Regions from separate parts of the Homo sapiens genome. Here region 1 is linked to region 2. The links are chromatin loops, found by intact Hi-C in ENCODE. Cell type or tissue: ascending aorta. All regions are shown on one strand. Each heading gives the region's core, and the rest is flanking DNA. Links, peaks and the distances in the headings are about the cores only. Region 1 overlaps OSBPL11 (oxysterol binding protein like 11). Region 2 overlaps MUC13 (mucin 13, cell surface associated).

Region 1 (5,382 bases), core at 243-5,242, 660 kb before region 2:
GCTGGAGAACCTCTTGACATTATCGTCAACCTCTGATGTTACTTCCAGCTGACTGCCCTCATCATTCCATTAAACTGTTATCTCTGGGTTTTAAGTCTAATGAGTCTTCTCAGTCTTTGTCATATCTTACTTTATCAGTAGCACTGAACTTCTCTTTTTTTTTTTTTTTTTTTTTGAGACAGGGTCTTACTCTGACGCCCAGCCTGGAGTACAGTGGCAGGATCTTGGCTCAGTGAAACCTCCGCCTCCCAGTTTCAAGCAATTCTCCTGCCTCAGCCTCCCAAGTAGCTGGGACTACAGGCATGCACCACCACGCCCAGCTAATTTTTGTATTTTTAGTAGAGATAGGGTTTTACCATGTTGGCTAGGCTGGTTTTGAACTCCTGACCTCAAGTGATCCACCCACCTCAGCCTCCCAAAGTGCTGGGATTATAGGCATGAGCCACTGTGCCTGGCCTGAGACAGAGTCTTGCTCTGTTTCCCAGGCTGGAGTGCAATGGCACGATTGCAGCTCCCTGCAGCCTCCACTTCCTGGGCTCAAGCAATCCTCCCATCTCAGTGTCCTGAGTAGCTGGGATTACAGGTGTGTGCCACCCTGCCTGGCTAATTTTTAATTTTTTTTGTAGAGACAGGATCTCACTGTGATGCCCAGGCTGGTCTCAAACTCCTGGCTCAAGTGATCCTCCCAAAGTGCTGGGATTACAGGTGTGAGTGAAGGCACCTGCCCACTGAATATTCTTGACCACAGACTTATCTTGAAACACTTTCTCTGGTTTCTGTCTTTCCATACTCCTAGTTTTCTTCCCACTACTCAGTTGTTCCTGATTTCTTCTCTGTATTCCCCTTGCCCTTAAAACTTTTCCTTAGAGATCTCTCTTAGACCCTGCCCATCTCTTGCCATTTCGTAATACTTCCTGAGTGACCTTATTTACTGCTGTAACTTCAAATACCAGTTATATGCTTATATGCTGATGACTACCAAGCCCTAATCATGCTGCCTTACTGGATATCTCCCTGTATAGTCCTGCAGGTTCATTAAATTTAACATCTTAAGTTGGAACAAATCCAAAATTTCTCTGCGATCCCTATCTCAGTGAAGGCATTAGTTATCCACCCAGTTGTTCCAGCTGGAAATCTGAGTGTTGCTCTTGTCCTTTCTCTCTCACTTTCATTCTTTCTGTCTCACTTCACATCTAATCAGTCATCAAATCTAGTCATTTCAGCCTTCTCACTCACTACTGAATCCTCTGTATTTGTTTAATGCCTTTTTTATTTGTATGGCAGCTGCAAATGTAGTCCCATTGTGTGTCTTTTCCAGTAGCAGGAACCCATGTTACTGCCTTTTTCTTCAAGGAGATATATTTCTCTTAGATTAGATTATAGATTTGAGATGGAGAGTTATTAGTTATTGCCTTTTTGATTTTCTTATGCTTTTCAATGGTTTTTCAGAGTGCTGTGCTTTAGTAGGTATTGAGTAATTGTTTTGAGTTGAAAGGATTTGAAACTGTTTAAAAGGTAGCTTAATTTTAAAAACTTTTATCTATCTTAAGTCTGATAAAGAAAGGTTGAGAAATAAGTATATTGCCGGGCACGGTGGCTCACGCCTATAATCCCAGCACTTTGGGAAGCCGAGGCAGGCGGATCACGAGGTCAGGAGTTCGAGACCAGCCTGACCAACATGATGAAACCCCGTCTCTACTACAAATAGAAAAAGTAGCCAGGCATGGTGGCACACACGCACCTGTACTCCCAGCTACTCGGGAGGCTGAGGCAGGAGAATCACTTGAACACAGCAGGCGGAGGTTGTAGTGAGCCAAGATTGCACCACTGCTCTCCAGCCTGGGTGACAGAGCGAGACTCCATCTCAAAAAAAAAAAAAAGAAATATGTATGTTATAGTAATGGAGATTAAAGAATTGAAGCAGTTATTTTTAAGATATTTAAGAGAAAATGAGTATCAAACTAAACACAATATAATAAAGCCACTTAGCACAGTTTAATCAGTTATTTTTATAGACTATCAGCTTCCACTACTAATCCCAATTAAATGTTAACAAGTTTAAAAGATTAGAAATATACCCAGTTTCTTGAGCAGTGAAGTTTTTGGAGGACTGAAGAAGAAATTAACTTTATCATAGCTTATTTTTTAGTGTATTAGTCTGTTTTGGACCATCACTTCTATTTTATAGAACACAAAATAGTATAATATAATCAGATATGTGGTATGTTCCCACTTCAGTAGCTAGATTTTATTAATATTAACAGACACACATTAAAAATATTCTATAAAAATTTGCACATTTTATTTTATTTACTGTTTTTAGAGATGGGGTGGGTCTCCCTATGTTGCCCAGGCTGGTCTCAAACTCCTGGACTCAAGGAATTGTCCCACCTTGGCCTCCCAAAGTGTTGAGATTACAGGCATGAGGCACTACACCAGGCCCTGAAAATTCACACATTTTAGATAGGAATAAAGCATGAGAGTTAGAGATACTGTGTAGTAACTCAATTATAAGACAGTAGAAGAAAAGAAAGTGTGAATCAGATGTTCAGTCACAGAGCACTTTTTATGCTGACCACCAGATGGCACAGTTGTTCCACACCAGCTGGTTGCCTTCGATAGTGGCTATTTCTTGGGATACATGGAAAAGGGGAAGAATGAGGGAGGGACATTGCAACCAGCTGTTCCAAAGAATAGGATGTTTTCAAGTTGGTTCTTTGTAACCTGGAGACAGCTGTTTTATATAATAAAAATAAGCCAGCAGTTTACTTACTTGAATTTCTGCCTCTTTTGAAACTAACTTTATGCTACTACCAAATAAACCATGTCAATATCCTTATAGTTTTGTTTTTTTTTTTTTCAGAAAGCTAACTCTTTAGATATATGAATCAGCAAAATATTAATAACATTAGAAAATTAAACAGAACATTACTATGATGTGAAATATGAAGATACACTTAGAGCCAGGTACAGTGGCTCATACCTATAATCCCAGCACTTTGGGAGGCTGAGGCAGGCTGATCACTTGAGGCTAGGAGTTTGAGACCAGCCTGGCCAACCCATCTTTACGAAACTCCATCTCTACTAAAAATACAAAAATTAGGTGGGCATGGTAGCAGGTGCCTGTAGTCCCAGCTACTTGGCAGGCAGAGGCAGAAAAATCGCATGAGCCCCAGAGGCGAAGGTTGCAGTGAGCTGAGATCACACCACTGCACTCCAGCCTAGGCAAAAGAGCGAGACTCTGTCGCAATTAAAAATAAAAAAAAGAGATACACGTGGGATCTTTTTAGCGATTGATGTTACTGAAATTGTACACTTTAAAAAATTTGTGGCTCATGCCTGTAATCCCAACACTTTAGGAAGCCAAAGTGGAAAGATCGCTTGAGCCCAGGAGTTTGAGAGCAGCCTGGGCAACATAGTGAGACCCCCCCATCCCCACAAAAATAATTAAAAATTAACTGGGCATGGTTGTACGTTCCTGTAGTTGCAGCTACTCAGATGCTGAGGTAGGAGGGTCACTTGAGCTGTTAAATGAGTGATATAGATAATTAGATATGACCAAAATGGGGAGTACCTTCAGTAATATGAGAGTAGTGACTAAATAAAGATGATGTATTTTGTTTATTGCTTTGAAATAAAAATTTTGTTTTTCTCAGGTATAGGTAAGTATATATAAGGTTTTAAGAAGGTTTTGCCCCATAGTTCACATACATTTGAAGAATACATACAGTCTTAAAGCCAGAGGAATTGAACTGTAACTCAGTTGTGATATTTTTTATTACATGCTAATGGCTATGACTTGACATTTATGTAGTAATGAAAGCTTGGTGTAGAGAACCTAGATTAAAGAGTAGTTCCCAAAATGGCGAATTATGAAATATCTTGGCACTTTGAGAAAATATTTAGGTTGTATACTACCTCAAACCTCTTATGGATTGATGCAGAATGTAAGCAAATATTCAGATTATGGAGCAACTGGACAGAATGGAGAAAGAGTAAGTTTTTCTGTTTTTTTATTTTTGTTTTTGTTTATGATGGAGTCTCACTCTGCCACCCGGGTTGGAGTGCAGTGGTGCAGTCTCGGCTCACTGTAACCTCTGCCTCCTGGGTTCAAGCGATTCTCCTGCCTCAGCCTCACAAGTAGCTGGGATTACAGGCACGTGCCACCACACCTGGCTAATTTTTTGTATTTTTTGTTGAGATGGGGTTTCACCATGTTGGCCAGGCTGGTCTCGAACTCCTGACCTTAGGTGATCCACCTGCCCCGGCCTCCAAAAGTGCTGGGATTACAGGCGTGAGCTGCCATGCCCGGCCAAGAATAAGTTTTTCGGGAAGCTGAGCTGTGTACTAAGTACCTAAAACAGAGGAGGAGCTCTTTAGGGAATTTTTTTGAGACAGAGTCTGGGGCATTGGGTTTTCTATGGCCTCAAAGAGCTGCTTAAGCCTGAAGCCTGGGGAAGATAGGGGAGCCAAACAAAAAATATAGCTCTCTGCTTTTCTAAGCAATGTATCTCAAAATAACTGAAATAAACAACTTGATTGCGACCTGGGCCGGAAGTATAAGAACTCTAGCAGAAACCCAAGTGGCTGTATTTCTACAGAAGAATTCTTTCCTCTAGTTGTGGGCTTTATTTATTATTCTTATTTATTTATTTTACGTATTTAATAAAGAGAGACAGTGTCTCATTATGTTGCCCAGTCTGGTTTCAAACTCCTGGGCTCAAGTGATCCCCCTATCTTGATCTCCCAAAGTGTTGGGATTACATGTGTGAGCCACTGCACTCAGCCCTTTTTTTTTTTTTTTTTTTTTTTTTTGGAGACGGAGTCTCACTCTGTTGCCCAGGCTGGAGTGCAGTGGTGAGATCTCAGCTCATTGCAGCCTCCACCTCCTGGGTTCAAGTGATTCTCCTGCCTCAGCCTCCCAAGTAGCTGGGACTACAGGCACACACCACCACGCCCGATGAATTTTTGTATTTTTAGTAGAGATGGGTTTTCGCCATGTTGACCAGGCTGGTCTTGAACTCCTGACCTCAAGTGATCCTCCTGCCTTGGCCTCCCAAAGTGCTGGGATTACAGGTTCGAGCCACTGTGCCCGGCCATCCCACTTATAATACTTATAGTATATTTGTTTTATGTTTATGTAATTTTATATTTGTATAATGATTTTACATTTGGAATATTTATAATAATATATAATTTATGAGGTATTGTACTTGTTTTGAGGAAATTGATGAAGTCCTATAGATATGAAATTTGGGAGATTAAATGCCTCTGTTGACCTATACATTTTACTTCTCAATAAAATTTGAGGCATTTATAGAGCATATATGTATCTGCAGCTATTTTGAAAATTGTACCATTATCCTCCTGGGATTTCTTCTA
Region 2 (5,382 bases), core at 315-5,314:
TTTTTTTTTGAGACAGAGTCTCGCTCTGTTGCCAGGCTGGAGTGCAGTTGTCACGATCTTGGCTCGCTGCAACCTCTGCCTCCTGGGTTCAACCAATTCTCCTGTCTCAGCCTCCCAAGTAGTTGGGACTACAGGCGTGTGCCACCATGCCCAGATAATTTTTGTATTTTTAGTAGAGACAGGGTTTCATCATGTTGGCCAGGATGGTCACAATCTCTTGATCTCATGATCCACCCACCTCAGCCTCCCGAAGTGCCGGGATTACAGACATGAGCCACCGCTCCTGGCCTGAAAATTTTTAAAAAGTTGCTTTTTAATGTAACGTTAAGGATTTTGGAGGTGTGTGTAAGGAATCACTACTTCAAACATGAGTTCCATCTCAGATTCTGAGCAACCAAGGGCAGGAAGTGTGTCTTGTACACCTTTACGTTCCTCCTCACCCCTATGCCTTGTATAGCACCTTGACTGCAAGAACCCCCGCACAAGCATTTACTGAAACAAATGAAAAATGTGCCAGTGACATTTGAAGAGCCTTTAACAGGCAAAACTTCCCAGGTTGTTTTTGCTTTCTCTGAGAGACTAGGACTGCATTATTCCACAGAATCTGATGAGTGCCTTTGGGAACCAACATCTCATCATAATGAAGAATTCAGATCTGGGAGAAAGGCGTTTGATTGTGACTTTCAGCTAGCTTTGAATAAAGCAGTTATAGGTGTGCCCTGGACAGGGGTGGTGATTATGGAGTGTTCCCCAGAAAGAAACCAGGTCAGGGCATATATTTTCCCATTGAAACCTATGATTTGTACCTCTGTGGACGTTGTGCTATCCTTGTGTTATTTAGAAGCTTTAGGACCTAAGGAAATAAAAAGACTAAAGTTATTTCTACTGCACAGATGTCTTCATATATTTCTGTTATCTATAGATTGAACAAAATAGGTTATTTTACAGTTCCTCTTGGGTATTTTTACTAGATAATTTAAGCCTGGGATATCAGCTCTAAGCTGTCTTCCCTGAAATCTATACAACCCTCAGATAAAACACATATATACACATAGACACACACAAGTGTATTTTAGTTTAAAAAAAAATCGTAGCTATTCACAGCAATGAATTGCTGTCAGCTTGGAATGTGTCTCATTTATTAAAACTAATTGAGCATTCTGAAATGTATTCTCCCTAGTGAACAGAAATTTAAAACCAAAATAAACAAGCCACCAAGTCCAAAACTCCTTGTCATAATTCCAAAGACCTGCAAAAACCTCTCAAGAAGTCCCAATTTGTTTTATGCACATCTACAGAAACATGTTGGTTCTTTGGCATCGGCCGAGAATGAATATTCCCAAAGCATGAAATTCAGGGTCTGGTGGGGTTGGGGTTGTTTGCACCCACAGTCTGCCAAGTCCTTTTCTTCTGTCCAGAGTTTTCCACAGCGAGAGCCAGCCCCTGGCCACTCTCACTGCTACTCCGATGATAGAGGGCACCGTGGAGGTCACTTCTATTTCCACCGCTTTCATTCTGATCCCCAATTTTCTCTATTTGCTTTTCTTGTGTTTGTTCCTCGGGGGTCTTGGCTTTTTCATTAAATGGATGGCCTTCCCCATAACTTTAATCAAGTGATAGTTAGGACATTGTCATCTCACAGACCTGGCTTTGCCTCTGGGCAAATTCCTTAACCCTTCTGAGTATTGGTGGGCTCTTCTGTCAAATGTGGGCACTTATGTCTACTTCACAGGTACAGTCGGGCACAGGGCCAGTGCTTGATAGATGAGAACTATCCTGAGTGGCAGGAATAGGAAGACTGGCAGTCAACATTGCCAGTTGCTGATGTATTTCTTACCTAGGAAGAGCAATTGCTGATCTCTTCAACACTTCTGAATGGCTATGTTAGCCAAGCCCTCTTCAAGGTGAAGAATCAGGCTCTGCCCTCAAGGGGCTCATAGACCCATCGGGGAATCAGGAAGCATATTCTGCAGTTCTCTGCACCCTAAGGTTTAGAAATTGCTTCCTCACTAAACCTTTTTCTTTCAATAATTTTTTTAACCTATTGTCAAGGTCAGAGTTCTTAGAGACAAGGAAAAGTTCTAGAAAACTTATCACTGGGCCAGGCAAGGTGGCTTACACCTGTTATCCTAACACTTGGGCGGCCAAGGTGGGAGGATCACTTGAGCCCAGGAGTTTCAGCGCTGCAGTGAGCTATTATGGCACCACTGCACTCCAGCATGTGTGACAGAACAAGACCATGTCTCTAAAAAAAAAAAATAAAATAAAAGAGTGGGGGAAGAAAATGGATCACTGGATCCCTAGAGTTTACTACTCCATGTGTCCAGGGGTTCCTAAAAGTTGTGAAAATGCGACTTTGATATCCATCATAGCTCAGAGGGCAAAGATCACTTATTCATCTTACTCTTAGTCAATGTATCTAGAATTGTGAATGGGAAAACACTACTAGAATAAAATTTTGGAAGAAGTATAATAAGCACTTAATGAGGTATTTTTATTTTATTATTCTTTAAATTACCCAACCCTAACCTTTCCCTCCCTCAATCTATCAAGGTAATGAAAAAATGGGACAGTTGCCTTAAAGTGCAGAAAGACAAAAGTAGTCCATTTCTGGGTAGTCACTGCGCCACCTTGTGGCATTCTCAATTGTCCTCACTGAGAATGGTCTGAAGTATATTAAACCCTGATCTACAGTTACGTGACTACAGGCATAAATAATATTACTTCTTAGTATTCAACTTAAAAAACATTAACTCTTCTGCGGGACTGGTGGGTCACATCTGCAATCCCAGCACTTTGGGAGGCTGAGGCAGGAGGATCATTTGAGGCCAGGAGTTAAGAGACCAGCCTAGCCAGCATAGTGAGACCCTCATCTCTAAAACACACAAAAAAATTAGCCAGCCATGGAGGTGTTACAACTGTAGTCCTAGCTATTTGGGAGGCTGAGGTGGGAGGATTGCTTGAGCCTAGGAGCTCAAGGCTGCAGTGAACTATGATCACACTACTGCACTCCAGCCTGGGTGGCAGAGCAAGACCTTATTCCTAAAATAAATAAATAAACATTAACTCTTTATTTGTCACATTTTTCAATAACATTTTTTCCAGTTTTGTCTGTTTAATTTTTAATGTTATTTATTGTGGGTTTTTTGTGTTTAGAAATAACCATGTATTTTAATTTTTAATGTAGTCATATATTTTCATTTTTCCAGAAAAGAATGAGTTGAGGCTGGGCATGGCACTTCATACCTATAATCTCAGCACTTTGGGAGGCCAAGGAGGGTGGACTGCTTGAGCCCAGGGGTTTATGACCAATCTAGGCAACTTGGGGAAACCCTACCTCTAAAAAAAAAAAAAAAAGAATGAGTTGGATATGATTTAGTATTAAGTAACTGCCATTAGTTATTCAATGTACTGTCTCCTCAAACTTGGTATCTTTGTTCCTCCAGCCACCAACCAAGGCAACTCAGCTGATGCTGTAACAACCACAGAAACTGCGACTAGTGGTCCTACAGTAGCTGCAGCTGATACCACTGAAACTAATTTCCCTGAAACTGCTAGCACCACAGCAAATACACCTTCTTTCCCAACAGCTACTTCACCTGCTCCCCCCATAATTAGTACACATAGTTCCTCCACAATTCCTACACCTGCTCCCCCCATAATTAGTACACATAGTTCCTCCACAATTCCTATACCTACTGCTGCAGACAGTGAGTCAACCACAAATGTAAATTCATTAGCTACCTCTGACATAATCACCGCTTCATCTCCAAATGATGGATTAATCACAATGGTTCCTTCTGAAACACAAAGTAACAATGAAATGTCCCCCACCACAGAAGACAATCAATCATCAGGGCCTCCCACTGGCACCGCTTTATTGGAGACCAGCACCCTAAACAGCACAGGTAAGGACAATTCCCTCAAAGACTCCCCAAGGATGGAGAGTACAATTGTGGAGGGAGGGAGGTGGGTATGTTCTGGTGGGGTAGGAAAATGGGTCTAAAGAGGCCCAAGGTTTCTTTGGAAATGAACTGTGGGCTTGAAATCTGTGTCACAATGTAGTGACAGCAGAGGCCCTAAAATCCTCAGTTTCCTTCTGTTCTCCTTTCCTTCCCTCCCATCCTACCTCAAGTTATTTGCTAGCTGTGCAGTATTTTTTTTAATGAACTTGGGCTTTGTGAAAGGTAGCTCTATAGCTTTCCTCTCCCTAGGGGATTTTTAGAAATAGTTTCAGCTGCTCTGAGAAGACCAGGTCCAAATAAGCACAGACTGTCCAGCACCACTGGTCTAGCTCTCTGGTCTACCTAAGGAAGAAGTCAGTTCTACCCTTGTAAGATGGTGGCTGATCACAATGTGGAACTTGAGCCAAGTCATAGAATTTGAGACTGAGGGGTAGAAAGCAAAACAACAGCAGTGTTCAAACAATCCTAGGCATAACCAGGGCCATTGTCCAAAGGACAGATGCTTTGGGAACACTAAGAGATGACAAGTGACCTCAAGCAGAAGTTAATGAAACAGGAACCATTTGCTTCACTTCCCCAAGCTCAGCCTATAACAGAAATCAACTACGTTTATCAGTAAAGGCTAAATGGCCTTGTGGGCCATGTGGGGTCTCTGTTGTAACTCCTGCACTCTACTATTTTAACATGAAAGCAGCCACAGTTAACAAACAAAAGGTTGGTCAGATATGACTCGTGAACCATAGTTTGCCAGCCCTTGATCTAGAAGAATCGTCACACTTTAGAGCCTAAAGAATCTAGATAAATCCTATCATTCTCAGATGGGAAATCTGGGACCCAGTGAGGGCCATGACTCACCCAGGGTCAAAGATCAAGTGGATGTCTCCCTACCCTTAACTTCTGGTAGCTTCCTCAATGTTCTTTGATAGATTTAAGAAATAGATGGTTAAGCAAGTAGACCCCAGAGGCTGTATCTAAGACCTCTTTCCCCAATCTTTCATGTTTGGAGGGGCCACTCTGAAGGCGGGATCCAATGGGACACAGCTGTCCTGGGATCAGGAAAGAGAGGTTTTCTAAGCCATTTCTGCTTCGCCAGGTGTTCCCTCAGAGTCAGGCCATCTTCCTGTGTTCTGGCCCTACCATGAACAAACTGTGGGGCATGGGGCAAGTCATTTCTCTCTTGGCTTCAACTTAGTGATCTGCAATAAGGCGAGACTGAACTAAAAAGCCCCCCAAATCTCTTCTGGCTGTAACATCCTGTGACTTAATCAATTCCTGGCCATGAAACAAGTTAATGAGTCTGTCCTTCGTTGCTGAAGAGAAAGCACCTCAGAGTTGTTTGTCTGGTGTCTCCAGAAGGAGACACATTCTTCCTTAAGATTTCCCAAGTCATCTTTGCAAGGTGGCTGAGGCTTTTCTT

Evidence for each region. Hi-C counts contacts between places; a loop is a spot of excess contacts. Peaks named below come from ENCODE experiments on the same cell type or tissue, not always from the same donor. Only the 100,000 strongest peaks of a DNase experiment are listed, where the experiment ranks them.
Region 1: it touches region 2 in a loop (9-fold over the local background); 43 of 110 quality-filtered maps call a loop at or near these places.

Annotation. Positions count from the first base shown.
Region 1 is chr3:125,583,015-125,588,396 of GRCh38, reverse strand. The region is part of intron 1 of OSBPL11 (oxysterol binding protein like 11); the gene reads left to right. Among named protein-coding and RNA genes, the nearest start is that of OSBPL11, 9.8 kb to the left of the region's middle. In ascending aorta, for the core only: a CTCF peak has its summit at 2,566 (motif pointing right); a DNase peak (open chromatin) is centred at 2,596.
Region 2 is chr3:124,926,058-124,931,439 of GRCh38, reverse strand. MUC13 (mucin 13, cell surface associated) reads left to right here. Exons shown (of 12, transcript NM_033049.4): 2 at 3,447-3,908. Among named protein-coding and RNA genes, the nearest start is that of MUC13, 6.0 kb to the left of the region's middle. In ascending aorta, for the core only: a CTCF peak has its summit at 2,630 (motif pointing left); a DNase peak (open chromatin) is centred at 2,639.